3 separate regions of the Homo sapiens genome follow, and regions 1 and 3 are each linked to region 2. Evidence: chromatin contacts called from ENCODE Hi-C or POLR2A ChIA-PET data. All regions are on one chromosome and are shown on one strand. The core of a region is the stretch at or near the end of the contact, and the rest is flanking DNA. Distances in the headings are between cores, read along the strand shown. Region 1 holds the start of MARK4 (microtubule affinity regulating kinase 4). Region 2 holds the start of ERCC1 (ERCC excision repair 1, endonuclease non-catalytic subunit). Region 3 overlaps EML2 (EMAP like 2).

Evidence for each region. Hi-C counts contacts between places; a loop is a spot of excess contacts on that map. ChIA-PET counts read pairs that join two places held with the same protein, here RNA polymerase II (POLR2A). Pooled maps may share reads with other maps.
Region 1: a pooled map shows a loop between it and region 2 (4-fold over the local background). The contact joins the promoter of MARK4 here to the promoter of ERCC1 in region 2. A Hi-C loop is called at or near these places in 2 of 50 pooled maps. POLR2A ChIA-PET finds 5 or more read pairs at or near these places in 3 of 52 experiments (A673, WTC11 and activated CD4-positive, alpha-beta T cell).
Region 3: a pooled map shows a loop between it and region 2 (4-fold over the local background). The contact joins the enhancer-like site here to the promoter of ERCC1 in region 2. A Hi-C loop is called at or near these places in 4 of 50 pooled maps. POLR2A ChIA-PET finds 5 or more read pairs at or near these places in 4 of 52 experiments (A673, Panc1, WTC11 and 1 more).

What each region holds. Positions count from the first base shown.
Region 1 is chr19:45,248,563-45,252,907 of GRCh38, forward strand. It overlaps MARK4 (microtubule affinity regulating kinase 4), which reads left to right and starts at 2,709. Exons shown (of 17, transcript NM_001199867.2): 1 at 2,709-3,077. The coding sequence starts at 3,027. RefSeq lists silencers at 2,384-2,763, 2,994-3,143 and an enhancer at 3,617-4,173.
Region 2 is chr19:45,422,112-45,426,582 of GRCh38, forward strand. It overlaps ERCC1 (ERCC excision repair 1, endonuclease non-catalytic subunit), which reads right to left and starts at 1,806. Exons shown (of 10, transcript NM_001983.4): 1 at 1,670-1,806; 2 at 1,159-1,270. The coding sequence starts at 1,263. RefSeq lists enhancers at 1,792-1,881, 1,942-1,991, 2,240-2,534.
Region 3 is chr19:45,614,298-45,618,638 of GRCh38, forward strand. It overlaps EML2 (EMAP like 2), which reads right to left. Exons shown (of 19, transcript NM_012155.4): 13 at 3,333-3,400; 14 at 2,468-2,556; 15 at 2,164-2,261; 16 at 1,505-1,592; 17 at 308-403. Among named protein-coding and RNA genes, the nearest start is that of GPR4, 14 kb to the left of the region's middle. RefSeq lists a silencer at 1,749-1,998 and enhancers at 1,812-2,650, 2,651-3,488. Within about 2 kb of position 1,819, at least 10 of the 41 ENCODE cell types and tissues checked have a DNase peak (open chromatin) inside an H3K27ac peak, as active enhancers do.

The sequences.
Region 1 (4,345 bases), core at 1,459-3,958, 170 kb before region 2:
TTTGTATTTTTAGTAGAGACGGGGTTTCACCGTGGTCTCGATCTCCTGACCTCGTGATCCGCCCGCCTCGGCCTCCCAAAGTGCTGGGATTACAGGCGTGAGCCACCGCGCCCGGCCACATGCTGTTTTCAAGGTTCATCCACTTTGCAGCCTCCCTCTCTGTAAGCCTCGGTCCCCCCACATCTGGGAAATGGGGTGGGGACGCTGTTGGGGAAGGGAGGGCAGGGGTGGACCCTGGAGTGTGTGGGGCGCGTGTAGGGAGGTGATCGGCTGCCCCCGTGTGGTGCACGGTAGAACTGCAGCTCTCAGCGCCAATGCAGGGAACGGGTTGGGGGCGCTCAGCCCCTCTAGCCTACCCCCAAGACCCCCACTTTCACCCTGCGGCGTCCCTGGGATCACAGTACGTCTAGAACACTACCCCGGAACTCCACCCTCTCTGCCACTGTCCCTGAGGCTCCTCGGGCCATATTTGCCAAATAGTAATAATAATGTCCCCACATATGAATTTTGAATCTGGTCCCCTGTGAAGCACTTTACTCAAAGATTCTCATTTATTTGTTAGCAGTAACATTAAAATAACAAATAAATATAAACAAATTGACAAATAAAAATAGTAGCAGCCTGAGGTTGCTGCTATTATTTTTCGGAGACAGGAAACCACAGTGGTTGAGAGAGGGTCCAAGTTCTGGAACTTGGGAGCACTTGGATTCAAATTGTAGCCCTGCCACTAATTTGCCGTGTGACCTTCAGCGTGTGACGTTTCTCCCTTCCTTGGGCCTCTGTTTCCTCATCTGCAAATGGGATTGATAAAGATGCTCCCTACCTCTTGGGGTGGCAGAAAGGAGAAACTGCTCAGAGCCTGGCACAAGGGCAACTGCCATGAGTCTGTGTTGCTCATAGTATCAAGCAGTGCTGTGCTTTCACAACCAGCTTTTGGCTGAGTGCAGGGTAGTCCCAGCACTTTAGGAGGCCGAAGTGGGAGGATCGCCTGAGCCTGAGAGTTGGAGATCAGCCTGGGCAATATGGCTACAAAAAATTAGCTGGGCGTGGTGGTGCACACCTGTAGTCCCAGTGACTTGGTGGGGCTGAGCTGGGAGGATTGCTTGAGCCGGGGATGTCCAGGCTGCGGTGAGCCATAATCGTGCCACTGCACTCTAGCCTGGGTAATGCAGTGAGACCCTGTCTCAAAAACAAAACAAAGCAAAGCAAAACAAAACACCCCCAGCTCTCTGCAGGTGGGGGTGTGGAGCCTTAATTTGTAGCATTTGCCAATTTCCATGGTGTAAATATTCCCACCATGGCTAATTTCAAGCTACCAAGGTGATATCACATGGCATTTTTGCCCCCCATTATATAGTAATTTTACTGTGCAGCTACAATAGACGTAGGTAACCTCAAGATCACAGATAATGGCAAATGTAGTAAGATAACTAGGACGTGATGAGTATGTATTACTTGTACCTTTAATGTAATTTAATTGTATGTTTGCATAATTTAATTTTTAATAATGGCTGTGTTTAACAACCAGTTCCAAAATTCCTGAGACATAACAATCAGCTCGCTCCAGCCAGATCCAGCACACTGCTGTTTTAGAAGGGGAAACTGAGGCTCAGGAAAATAAGCCTCAGATAGAAGAAGGCAGGGCACAGACCCCTTCCCAAAACCATGTGACTCCCAGGCCAAGACTATGTAATGCCTGTCTTTCTTTCATCCCACCCTGGTCCACAGAGCATGGATGGTCCCCACAGCGCTGTGTGGCCTCCGAGAGGCTCTTGTCCTCTCTGGTCTCAGCCTGCCCGCATGGGGAGTGGCTGTGCCCTGCAGGCGAATACCTGCACAGGGTTCCTTCGCACCTGCCAGTGAGCAACACACGGATTCTTCCTTTCACTTTACAAACTGGGAAAGTGAAGCCCAGAAAGGGCAAGTGCTTGCCCCGGGTCATACAGGTGGACAGAGAGGGTCCCCACACCCCAGCTGGGGTGCAAAGGAGTGGATGCTGCAGCCCCAACCTGCGGGTCTGGATCTATGTGGCTGAGTGGAGGCAGCCTGACTAGGGAGGTCACTGAGCCCTCAGCAGTGGCCAAGCCCCGCACACCATCCCCTTCACCCACCCCACCCTTAGGCCTCCGAGGGGAGAGCTTCCCCCGCTCCCCCCCGCCAACTGGGGAGAGAATGGGCCAGGGGGAGGGACAATGTGGGCAGCGCCTCTGGGGTCTTCTCTGGCTCAGTCCCTTTATCTCTATCTCTTCACAGATCTCTGCGTCTCTGTATCTCTTTGTCTCTCCCTGTGTGTGTGTGGGGTCTCTCTCAGTCTTTGTCCCTCTGCGTCTCTGGGTCTCTCTGTCTCTGTCTCCCTGCGTCTCTCTCTCTCTGTCATCTGGCTCTTCCTTCATCTCCTTGCGCCTCTCCACCCTTTTGTAACTCGTCTCTCTCTCTTCGTGTCTCTCTATCTCTACGTCTCTCGATCTCTCTCTCTGCGTCTCTGGCGCTCTGCCCCGGCCTCTCTCTCCCCTTCTCTCCTCTCCAGTGCGCCTCTCGTCTCGGGCGAGAACACGCTCCCCGCCGGCGTGCCCAGACCCGCCTCCGCCCCCGGAGCCCCCGGAGCCCCCGGCGCCCCGACCAGCCCGGGCCTGCGCCTTTAAGGGCCGGCGGCGGGGGGCGGGGTCCCGGCGCCCCGCCCTGCCCGCCCCTCCCCCTGACGTCCCTTCCTCCCTCCCCAGCCCCTCCACCGCCTCCCTCCGCCGCCGCTTGGGCCGGCTCCGCGCCCCCTCCGCGGCCCCCGCCCGCCCGCCTGCCCGCCGCCCCCATGGCGCCCGGGGTCCCCGCTGCACGGGGCCACTAGGACCCTCGGCGTCCCTTCCCCTCCCCCGCCCTGCCCCCTCTCCCGCCGCGCGGACCCGGGCGTTCTCGGCGCCCAGCTTTTGAGCTCGCGTCCCCAGGCCGGCGGGGGGGGAGGGGAAGAGAGGGGACCCTGGGACCCCCGCCCCCCCCACCCGGCCGCCCCTGCCCCCCGGGACCCGGAGAAGATGTCTTCGCGGACGGTGCTGGCCCCGGGCAACGATCGGAACTCGGACACGGTGAGTGGGGCCCGGCCCCTTGGGGAGCCCTGGCTGGGTCCAGCCGCCAAACCCTTCTCCCCGTTGTACCCCTCGCCCCGCGAGCCCCTACCCTCGTTTCCTGGGCCCGACCCGGCTCGTCACCTCTCGACCCCTCCCGGACTTCCAGGCCTCTCCACCCTCCCCACCTTTTCCAGCCCAGCCCGACCCCTGGGGGCGCCCCTCTCTCGGGACCCCTCTCTTGTCCCCGTGCAGACCGCTTCCGCTCGGGTCTGTTCCCTCCAGGAAGCCCCTTCCCCTGCTTCCAGGAGCCCCTCCCTTCTCTTGCCTGTGCTAAGCCGTTTCCCCTCCAGGCCGTCCGCGTCCGACACCTCGCCCCCTCCCGGATTTGCAGGGCCCCTGACCCCCCAAGGCCCGGCCCTGGCACTCTCAGCAGGGCCTGGCCCAGTCCTGCCTCTGGCTCCGGCCTTCCCTGTCTGGGGCTGGGTGCCGGCTCCCCAGGAGCCCCCCTCCTCTTATTCCCAGCCCTCTGCCCCTCCAGGACGCACCCAGGGCGCCTGTGGGCAGCCCCTGGCAGGAAGCTGGTTTCCACCTCTCCTGGGCCCCGGCCCTTTTCTGGCTTCTTCAAGGTCTCTCCCGTCCCAGGCCTGGTCCCCATCTTCCAAGCAGCCCTGTCCCTAGATCCCAGCACCCCGGGGCCCCCAGATGCCACCTGGACCCTTTCTGGTCTCTTCCTCTCCCAGGAAGCCTTGGCCTCCAACTTCTAGGCCCTCACCTCACCCAGGCTGGTATTTCTAGGCCCTGGACCAGTCTGACTCCAGGCCTCATCCGCCCTCTATCAACTTCTCAGCTTCAGGCAGCCCCTTCCCCAACCCCCAACCTCTGGACCCCCTGCTAGGCCAAACTCAGACCCCTTCCCCACAAACCACCGTCCTTTCTCCTGCCCCAGGGCCTCCCCCTTCCTTGCTGGGAGTCTGGCCTTCCAAGGAAGCCCCCTCCTCAGCTTCAGAGGCCTTCCTCAGCTACAGGGCCTGGCCCCAGATCCTTCTTCCAGAAAACTCCTGGACCTGAAGCCTCTCGTCTTGCCCTGGTTTCAAGCCCTTTTCCCTTGGGTCAATCTGCTGGAAGCTTTCTCCCCAAATTTCTAGACCCCTTGACCTTCCCCAGGGCTCAGCCTTTATTCATCTGGGCTGCTCCTTGCCCAAGAAGTTCCTACCCCATACTTCCAGGCCCCCCAGACCCTTCTCTGGTTTCAAGGACTTCTCCTAGAAGCCCCCTTCTCTGATTCC
Region 2 (4,471 bases), core at 556-3,055:
CACCCTCGCCCCCTGGAAGTCTGTCCCCTAACTAAGTCCTCATGTCCCTCCTCTGCTCAGAGCTGGTGGGTGGCTCCTGCCTCAGAGTGAAAGCCAAAGCTGTCACCATCACCCACAAGGCTCTAGATCTGTCCCTGCTCCTTGCCTCAGAAACTACACCTTCTACCACTTCTCCTTGCTTTCTCTACTCCAGCCCCACCAGACTTCGTTCTGCCCTTGAACACGGCAGGCTCTCTCTGACCTCAGGGCTTTGGCACTGGCTGTTCCCTCTACCCCAGATGTCGCCATGGCTCACTCCCTCACCTCTTTCACGTCTCTACCAAGATGTCACCTCCTCAGAGAGGCCCTCCCTTGACCTTCCTATCTAAAGTAGGAAGGGGCCAGGCATGGTGGCTCATGCCTGTACATCCCAGCACTTTGGGAGGCCGAGGTGGGCGGATCACTTGAGGTTCGAGACCAGCCTGACCAACATGGTGAAACCCGTCTCTACTAAAAATACAAAAATTAGCCAGGCGCGCTCCTGTAATCCCAGTTACTCGGGAGGCTGAGGCAGGAGAATCGCTTGAACCCAGGAGGCAGAGGTTGCAGTGAGCCGAGATGGTGCCAGTGCACTCCAGCCTGGGCAAAAGAGCGAGACTCTGTCTCAAAAAAATAAATAAATAAATAAATAAATAGAGTAGGAAGGTCCTCTCCCCCATCATGCCCTACATCCTTAGCCCACTTTCCTTTTCTTCATAGCCAATGCTCATCACCCGTCGATTGTTTTCCCTTGGGAAGGAGATTTCAATATTGCCAGGTCCTTCCATTTACCAAAATATGTCTAAAGTGTAGATTTTTTTAAGATTGCAAAACCTGGCGATTCTTAAACACGAGCAATAAATTCATGTCTTGAAAAATCAGGGTGCTGGCCTCGTAAAACACATCAGGGGCTACCTGCTGAATGCCAGTGTCTGGCCTCTGCCTTAGCCCTCTCTTAGAACCACCCATCCATTTCACAGATGGGGAAACTGGGACCTGGGGAGGACCAAGGACTGTTTCCCCAAGTCGTCCGTGGCCCCCAAATCCACTAACCCACACCCTGGTCCCACAGGCCCCATCCTATCCTCTTCGTCCTAACAGCCCCCAGCCTCCCAGGGGCCCCGCATCTCCTTGTCCTACCACTCCAGGAGGGACCTCATCCTCGTCGAGGGGTATCACAAATTTCTTCCTTGCTGGCGGCCCTGAGGGCTGGGGCACCCCCTCTTTGTCCTTCCCAGGGTCCATCTGGAGCCTGAAAGGGAAGGTGCCAGGAGCGAGTGAGCCACTGGCGTCTACGTTCTCATCCCGCAGCAGGAACCCCCCACTCACAGCCGTCCCCCACAAAACTCCGAGAGCTCCATAGCGTCAGGTCCCCAACACCCAGCGCTAGAGGCTCTGTAACGCCACGCCCCTTTGACCTCCACCTTCGGCTCGCCCCGCCCCTTACAGGTCCACAAGTCCCATCGCTCCGCCCCTCGCCCCCACCGGATTCTATTGGCTCCGTCCCCACCATCCCCCGCCTTCCGTTCGTCCGGCCCCCGAGGCTAGCATCTGGACGCCCTCCCCACGCCTGGCCTTGTCCATCTCTCAGACTCGGCAATGATTGGCTTCCGCGGCGCCAATCTCCACCCGCAGTCTCCGCCTCCCGCACCTGTGGTCCGGGCCTCACGGTTTCAGCGCCGCGAGGCCTCACCTGCTGGTCTTGGAGCCTCAAGGGAAAGACTGCAGAGGGATCGAGGCGGCCCACTGCCAGCACGGCCAGCGTGGCCCAGGGCTCGCAGCACTTCCGGCCTCTCTGGCCCCGCTCCCCAGGAGAGTAGAGCATAGAGCAGGGCGATCTCTGTACAACTCTCTATGGTTCTGGAGGACCGCGGAGGTCGTGGGAGGAGAGAGATGTGGCCTGAGGATCTGGCTCCCAAACTGTTAAGTTTCAAAGCCCTTACTGAGCGCTTCTGTGTGCCCAGAATCCTGGCAGGGCTCAGTGGAGAACAGATCGCAGGAGATCCAACTTGGTCCCTCCTCTCAGTAAGGAGAGACTTAAGTTTGAATCCAACTCAGACATTGACTTGGCTTCAGTTTCCTCATTCATTCATTTATTCCACACCTATTCCCCCCACGCGCTTCCTCTCTTCCCGGTCCTGTGCGAGTCCGTGCTGGTGACACAGCAGTGACCAACGACAGCCCCGTGTTGTCCTCCCGGAGCTTACGGTTCAGTAAGGGACACAGACACGTTCCCAGTGCTGACCCAGAATGGGCAGGTCTGGGATGGGAGATCCCGGGAGAGCCGTGGGATGGGGGTCAGGGGGAGCGCCTGACTCAGCCCCGGAGTCCGGAAGGGCTTCCTGGAGGAAGGGACATCTGAGCAGGGGCCTGGCTGATGAGTTAGTATTAGTCACTTCCTGAAAGGATAGTATCACACTGTTCTAACTTGCAGCTCTCTGATTACTAAGGAAATGGAATGTTTTTTGTGAAAGTATTGGTCTTGTAAATTTTGTCTTCTGTGAATTGCTTGCTCATATTCCTTGTCCATTTTTAAAATGGGTTGTATGGCTTTTTTATTACTATTAATTTCTAGGGGTACTTTATGGATTCTGATTCTAATCCTTAGTTACCCATATTGCAAACATTTCCTCCTAGTTTCTACTTTGGGCTTTAACTTTAGTTATTTTTGGCACAGAAGTTATTTGTGTTTATGCGCAACTATTTATCAATCTGTTCCGTTCTGACTTTTGCTTTTGGTGTGTTAAGAGCCCTGCCATAACCCAGGGTCATAATGATAAATTCTTTTTTTTCTTTTTTTTTTTTTTTTCGAGACGGAGTTTCGCTCTTATTACCCAGGCTGGAGTGCAATGGCGCGATCTCAGTTCACTGCACCTCCCCCTCCCGGGTTCAAGCGATTCTCCTGCCTCCTTAGTAGCTGGGATTACAGGCATGTGCCACCATGCCCGGCTAATTTTTTTTTTTTTTTTTTTTTTTTGTATTTTTAGTAGAGACGGGGTTTCACCATGTTGGCCAGGCTGGTCTCAAACTCCTGACCTCAGCTGATCCTGAGGTCACTTTGTGACCTCCCAAAGTGCTGGGATTACAGTGCACGGCTATAATGATATATTCTATCATTTCTTTTATCTACGTAAAAGATAAAAGCCCCGTGTTGTCCTCCCAGAGCTTACAGTTCAGTGAGGGACACAGACACGGTCCCAAACAGTAATGACCTAGAATGAGCAGGTCATCTGGCTTTAATCTATGTAAGATTTATTTATTTATTTATTATTTTTTGAGATGGAGTTTTGCTCTTGTTGCCTAGGCTGGAGTGCAATGGAGCAATCTAGGCTCACTGCAACCTCCGCCACCCACATTCAAGCAGTTCTCCTGCCTCAGCCTCCCAAGTAGCTGGGATTACAGGCTAACTTTTGTATTTTTAGTAGAGACGGAGTTTCACCATGTTGGCCCTGCTGGTCTCGAACTCTTGACCTCAAGTGATCTGCCCACCTCAGCCTCCCAAAGTGCTGGGATTACAAGCATGAGCCACGGTGCCTGGCCAAGATTTATTTTTGAAAGTGCACCGAGGTCGTTGTTTATGAGTGATGTAACCAATTGTCTCAAGTTGACCAAAGGTAGATCTTTTCTCCACTGTTCTGAAATTCTACCTTTATCACATACCAAATTCCCATACACACACGTCTATTTCTGACATTTCTGTTATGTTCATTGATCTTTTTATTTATTCTTGCCTGCATGTACATGACATCCCTCTGTTTCTTTGTTCACATCAGTCTTTCATCTATGGGTGTCTATCTGTGTCTACATTTTCCCATTTTACTTAATTTTTTTTTTCTGGGCATGGTGGCTAATGTCTGTAATCCTAGCACTTTGGGAGGCCTAGGCGGGTGGATCACCTGAGGTCAGGAGTTCGAGACCAGCCTGACCAACATGGAGAAATCCTATCTCTATTAAAAATACAAAATTAGAGTCCCGGTGCAGTGGCTCACACCTGTAATCCCAGCACTTTGGGAGGCCGAGACAGGCGGATCACGAGGTCAGGAGTTCAAGACCAGCCTGGCCAATATGGTGAAACCCCGTCTTTACTAAAAATACTAAAATTAGTTGGGCGTGGTAGCGCACACCTGTAGTCCCAGCTACTCAGGAGGCTGAGGCAGAAGAATCGCTTGAACCTGGGAGGCGGAGGCTGCAGTGAGCCGAGATTGTGCCACTGGACTCCAGCCTGGGTGACAGAGCCAGACTCTGTCTCAAAAAAAAAAAAAAAAAAAAAAATTAGCCGGGCATGGTGGCACATGCCTGTAATCCCAGCTACTCAGGAGGCTGAGGCAGGAGAATTGCTTGAACCCTGGAGGCAAAGGTTGCGGTGAGCTGAGATCGCACCATTGCACTCCAGCCTGGGCAACAAGAGTGAAACTCCATCTCAAAAAAAAAAAAAAAATTTTTTTTGAGACAA
Region 3 (4,341 bases), core at 569-3,068, 190 kb after region 2:
CCACGGCAGGCACAGAACTGCTCAGGGAATATGTGTTTGCTTCATTCGTGCCTGAATGAATGGGTGGCTAGGGCACCGGCAGTGTGGATCTCTCCTGGCCAGTTACCACGCCCATTTGGTTTCATTTTATTACAGCTCTAATGAGTCATCTCACCCTACCCTTTCCTCTTACACAAATACAGCCCACATGCAGTAAAGCAGTGAGCTTCCCACACTGGAGGTAAGCAGTAAGACTCTGGAAACCACCAGCGGGGATGTCTCTCAGAACTACTGTCCTCAGTGAGACCTCTCTCATTCCAGAACTCACCAAACACCCCAAACCCTAGGACACAAGTAGCTGTGGCCCATTCCATGTTCCTCACAGCATCCGCACTGGTGATCTGCTTACAGGTAGCCGGGTCCCCTGGGGCAGAAAATGGGAGGAGACATTCAGAGTTGGAAGAACTACCCAGTAAACCCATCCCTTTCTTAGACAATCGGAGCTGAGGTCCAAGACAGAGGAGGCTAAGGTCCCAGGGCTCATTCTACCTGTCAGGACTGGCTGAGAAGGCATCACATGCTGGGGTCTTCACAGCCCGCAGCGTAAGCAGGAGCATCTACTTTTAAACCCGCATCTGGCCGGGCATGGTGGCTCACGTCTGTAATCCCAGGAGGCAGCATGAGCCACAGCATCTGGCTGGATCACCTGAGGTCAGGAGTTCGAGACCAGCCTGGCCAAGATGGTGAAACCCCATCTCTACTAAAAATACAAAAATTAGACCAGGTGTGGTGGCTCATGCCTGTAATCCCAGCATTTTGGGAAGCCAAGGCAGGCGGATCACCTGAGGTCAGGAGTTTAAGACCAACCTGGTCAACATGGCGAAACCCTGTCTCTACTAACAATATTTTAAAAATTAGCTGGGCGTGGTGGTGGACACCTGGAATCCCAGCTACTCAGGAGCCTGAGGCAAGAGAATCGCTTGAACCTGGGAGGCGGAGGCTGCAGTGAGCCGACATCGTGCCATTGCACTCCAGCCTAGGAGACAAGAGGGAAACTCCCATCTCAAAAAAAAAAAAATACAAATACAAATATTAGCCGGGCATGGTGGTGTGCTCCTGTAATCCCAGCTACTCAGGAGGCTGAGGCAGAAGAATCACTTGAACCTGGGAGGCGGAGCTTGCAGTGAGCCGAGATCGCGCCACTGCACTCCAGCCTGGGGGACAGAGCAAGACTCCGTCTCAAAATAATAATAATAATAATAATAATAATAATAATAATTAAAAATTTAAAAATGTAAAAAAAGAAACCTGCATCCTACCCATCCGACCGGAAAGGGGAGGAGTTGACTAAAAGTGGGGTATACCAGGGAGAAAATGAGAAGCCAGCGGTCCCTAAATTCCAAATCAGAACCAGCCTTGAATACCAAGGGAGCGAGGCTTGAAGCCCCTCCCTCCCCTCCCAGAACTCAGGGAAGTCTGCAAATGAGACGGAGGAAGTAATGTCTCTGGGTCCCGGAGAACTCACAGTACAGAATCTCATAGTCCCCGGAGTTGGTGACAAAGCAGCTGCTGTCCTGGGCCCAATCCAGGTGGGTGATAAAACTGGAATGGCCCTGCGGGGGAGGGAAGGGATGGTGTTAGAGCTGCAGAGGGCGGAACCAAGGAGAGGGGGACAGGATTAAATCAGGAAAGTGGAAGTCAAATACAGAGGTAGGGCGAGAACACAAGGGGACTAAAGGAAGGATACACAGGCCTTTGGAGTATGGGGGCAGGGCCAGAATACTGTGGGCGGGGCCAGACTGTGATGGGCAGGGCTAGACAAAAAGCACTTAGAACACAATGGGAGTTTAGAACAGGTGGGCAGGGCTAGACACGGAGGAGCTGGCTTTGAATGTTGAGGGGCGGGGCTACACAGAGGGGCGGTCTCGGAACGTGAGGGGCGGTCTCGGAACGTGAGGGGCGGGGCTACACAGATGGGCTTAGCACGTGGGGGCGGGGCTACACAAAGGGGCGGGCTTAGAACACACGAGGTGGTGAATGTGTGGACGTGGCCAAGACTCCTTGCTCTGATCAGGGCAGAATCAGTTGAGTGTTGAAGCTGCGCTCCCTTGAGGTAGAAAATTGGTTAATTTTGCACCCCCTGGGCGGGGTGGCGGCGCGGGCTGGGGGCCACTGCCCACTCACCGAGCACTTGCCCAGGCGGCTGACCTTGCGGCCGCCCTGGTCCACCGTGTACACGTACACCAAGTTGTCGTGGGAGCCCACGGCCAGGTACGCCCCGTCTGGGGGAGGGGGAGGGGGGCTATGAGGAGGCACCCAGGCTCCATCCCCTCCTCGCCCAGACTCAGCCCCCTCAACAGTCCCCAGCTCCATCCCCACTGCATCCCTCCTAGGCCTCGCTTCGCAGGCTCCACCCCTCCCCCTGCCAAGAGCTCTGAGCCTCTGTCCCCTGGCCCTGCCGCTTGGGTGTCCCAGGCCTGCCGCTTACCTGGGGAGAAGCTGACCACTGAGATCTGTTCATTGCCGTCTGTGTGGATAGCCACCAGGTCATGGGTCTCCGTGTCCAGCAGCAGCCATCTTGAAGGAGAGGGCGTGGTGGGGGGAGGAGGGGTGAGCTGATCTGACAGAGAGAGGCCGCAATCTGTGGGGTCTAAGGGAGGGATCAGAGGGACCCCAGAAGTGACCTGGGCTGGGCACGGTGGCTCAGGCCTATAATCCCAGCACGCTGGGAGGCCGAGGCGGGTGGATCACTTGAGGTCAAGAGTTCGAAATCAGCCTGGTCAACATAGCAAAACCCCGTCTCTACTAAAAATACAAAAATTAGCCAGGCGTGGTGGCACGTGCCTGTAATCCCAGCTACTTAGGAGGCTGAGGCACGAGAATTGCTTGAACCCGGGAGGCAGAGGTTGCAGTGAGCTGAGATCGCGCCACCGGACTCCAGTCTGGGCGACAGAGCAAGACTCTGTCCCCCCAAAAAACAAAACAAAACAAGGCCAGGTACAGTGGCGGTGGCTCACGCCTGTAATCCTAGCACTTTGAGAGGCTGAGGCAGGTGAATCACTTGAGGTCAGGAGTTCGAGACCAGCCTGGCCAACATGGTGAAACCCCGTCTCTACTAAAAATAAAAAAAAATTAGCCAGGCATAGTGGTGGGCGCCTGTAATCCCAGCTACTCGGGAGGCTGAGGCAGGCAAATCGCTTGAACCTGGGAGGCAGAGGCTGCAGTGAGCCAGAGGAATATTGAGGGATCAGGGCTCGGTAAATAGTGGGATTTGGGAAAGTAGGAAAGAGGGAAGAAGGGCCAGTTCCCCAGGGAGCAGAGAAGGCCTCCCGAAATGCTCTCCTCAGCTTTACCTGCCAGTCACTGTACCCACAGCCAGGACAGAGCCACTGGGGTGGAAGCCGGCTGAGCGGGCAGGGTCCTGAGAAGGGAGAGAGAAGAGGCAGGGCTCAGAGCTGGGGTCCCATGTCCATCTGGACATTCTCTTGCCTCAGGGCCAAGTCTAATCTTTGCATGAGGGCTCTCCCCTCCCTCTGCTGCCCTTTGGGACACCCCCACCCCAGACACCATGGCAGCCATTCCTCTTTACATTTCTGTAGCATGTTAACCTGAACAGAAACCATTCCTCCTGTCACTCCTGTCCCGGGATCCCTCCTTACTCCTCTTCTAAATTCCCACAGCTTTATTCATCCAAGACGACTTCTTTAGATAATTTCCTAGATGTGGGAATGCTGGGACAAAGGGCATCTAGAATTTTAAGACTTTATTTTTGTTTTTTATTTTTTAAATTTTTATTTATTTTTTTGAGATGGAGTTTCACTCTGTTGCCCAGGCTGGAGTGCAGTGGCACGGTCTCAGCTCACTACAACCTCCGCCTCCTGGGTTCAAGCGATTCTCCTGGCTCAGCCTCCCAAGTAGCTGACATTACAGGCGCCCACCACCACGCCCGGCTAATTTTTGTTTTTTTTTTTTCATTTTTTGTAAAGATGGGGTTTTGCCATGTTGCCCAGGCTGGTCTCAAACTCCTGGATTCACACAATCTACCTGCCTCAGCCTCCCAAGTGCTGGGATTACAGGTGTCAGCCACCACACCCAGCTGAAATTTTTATTCTGTTTACATTTTAATTAATTGTGAATAGCCATGTGTGGCCAGTGGTTACCCTATGGGACAGTGTAGCTCTACACTTGACTGTTGCAGCGGTCACACCTTCCTTGAACTCAGCGGCTCCTGACTCCCCCCTCCTCATGGCGGCACCCCTGACAGGATGGTTCGGTGTCGTCCTGGGCTCCCTTCCAGTCAAGAACCTACTCCTCCAACCCTTCTGAGAGAGCTTCTAAGCACCCAGTTCCCTAGATGAAACC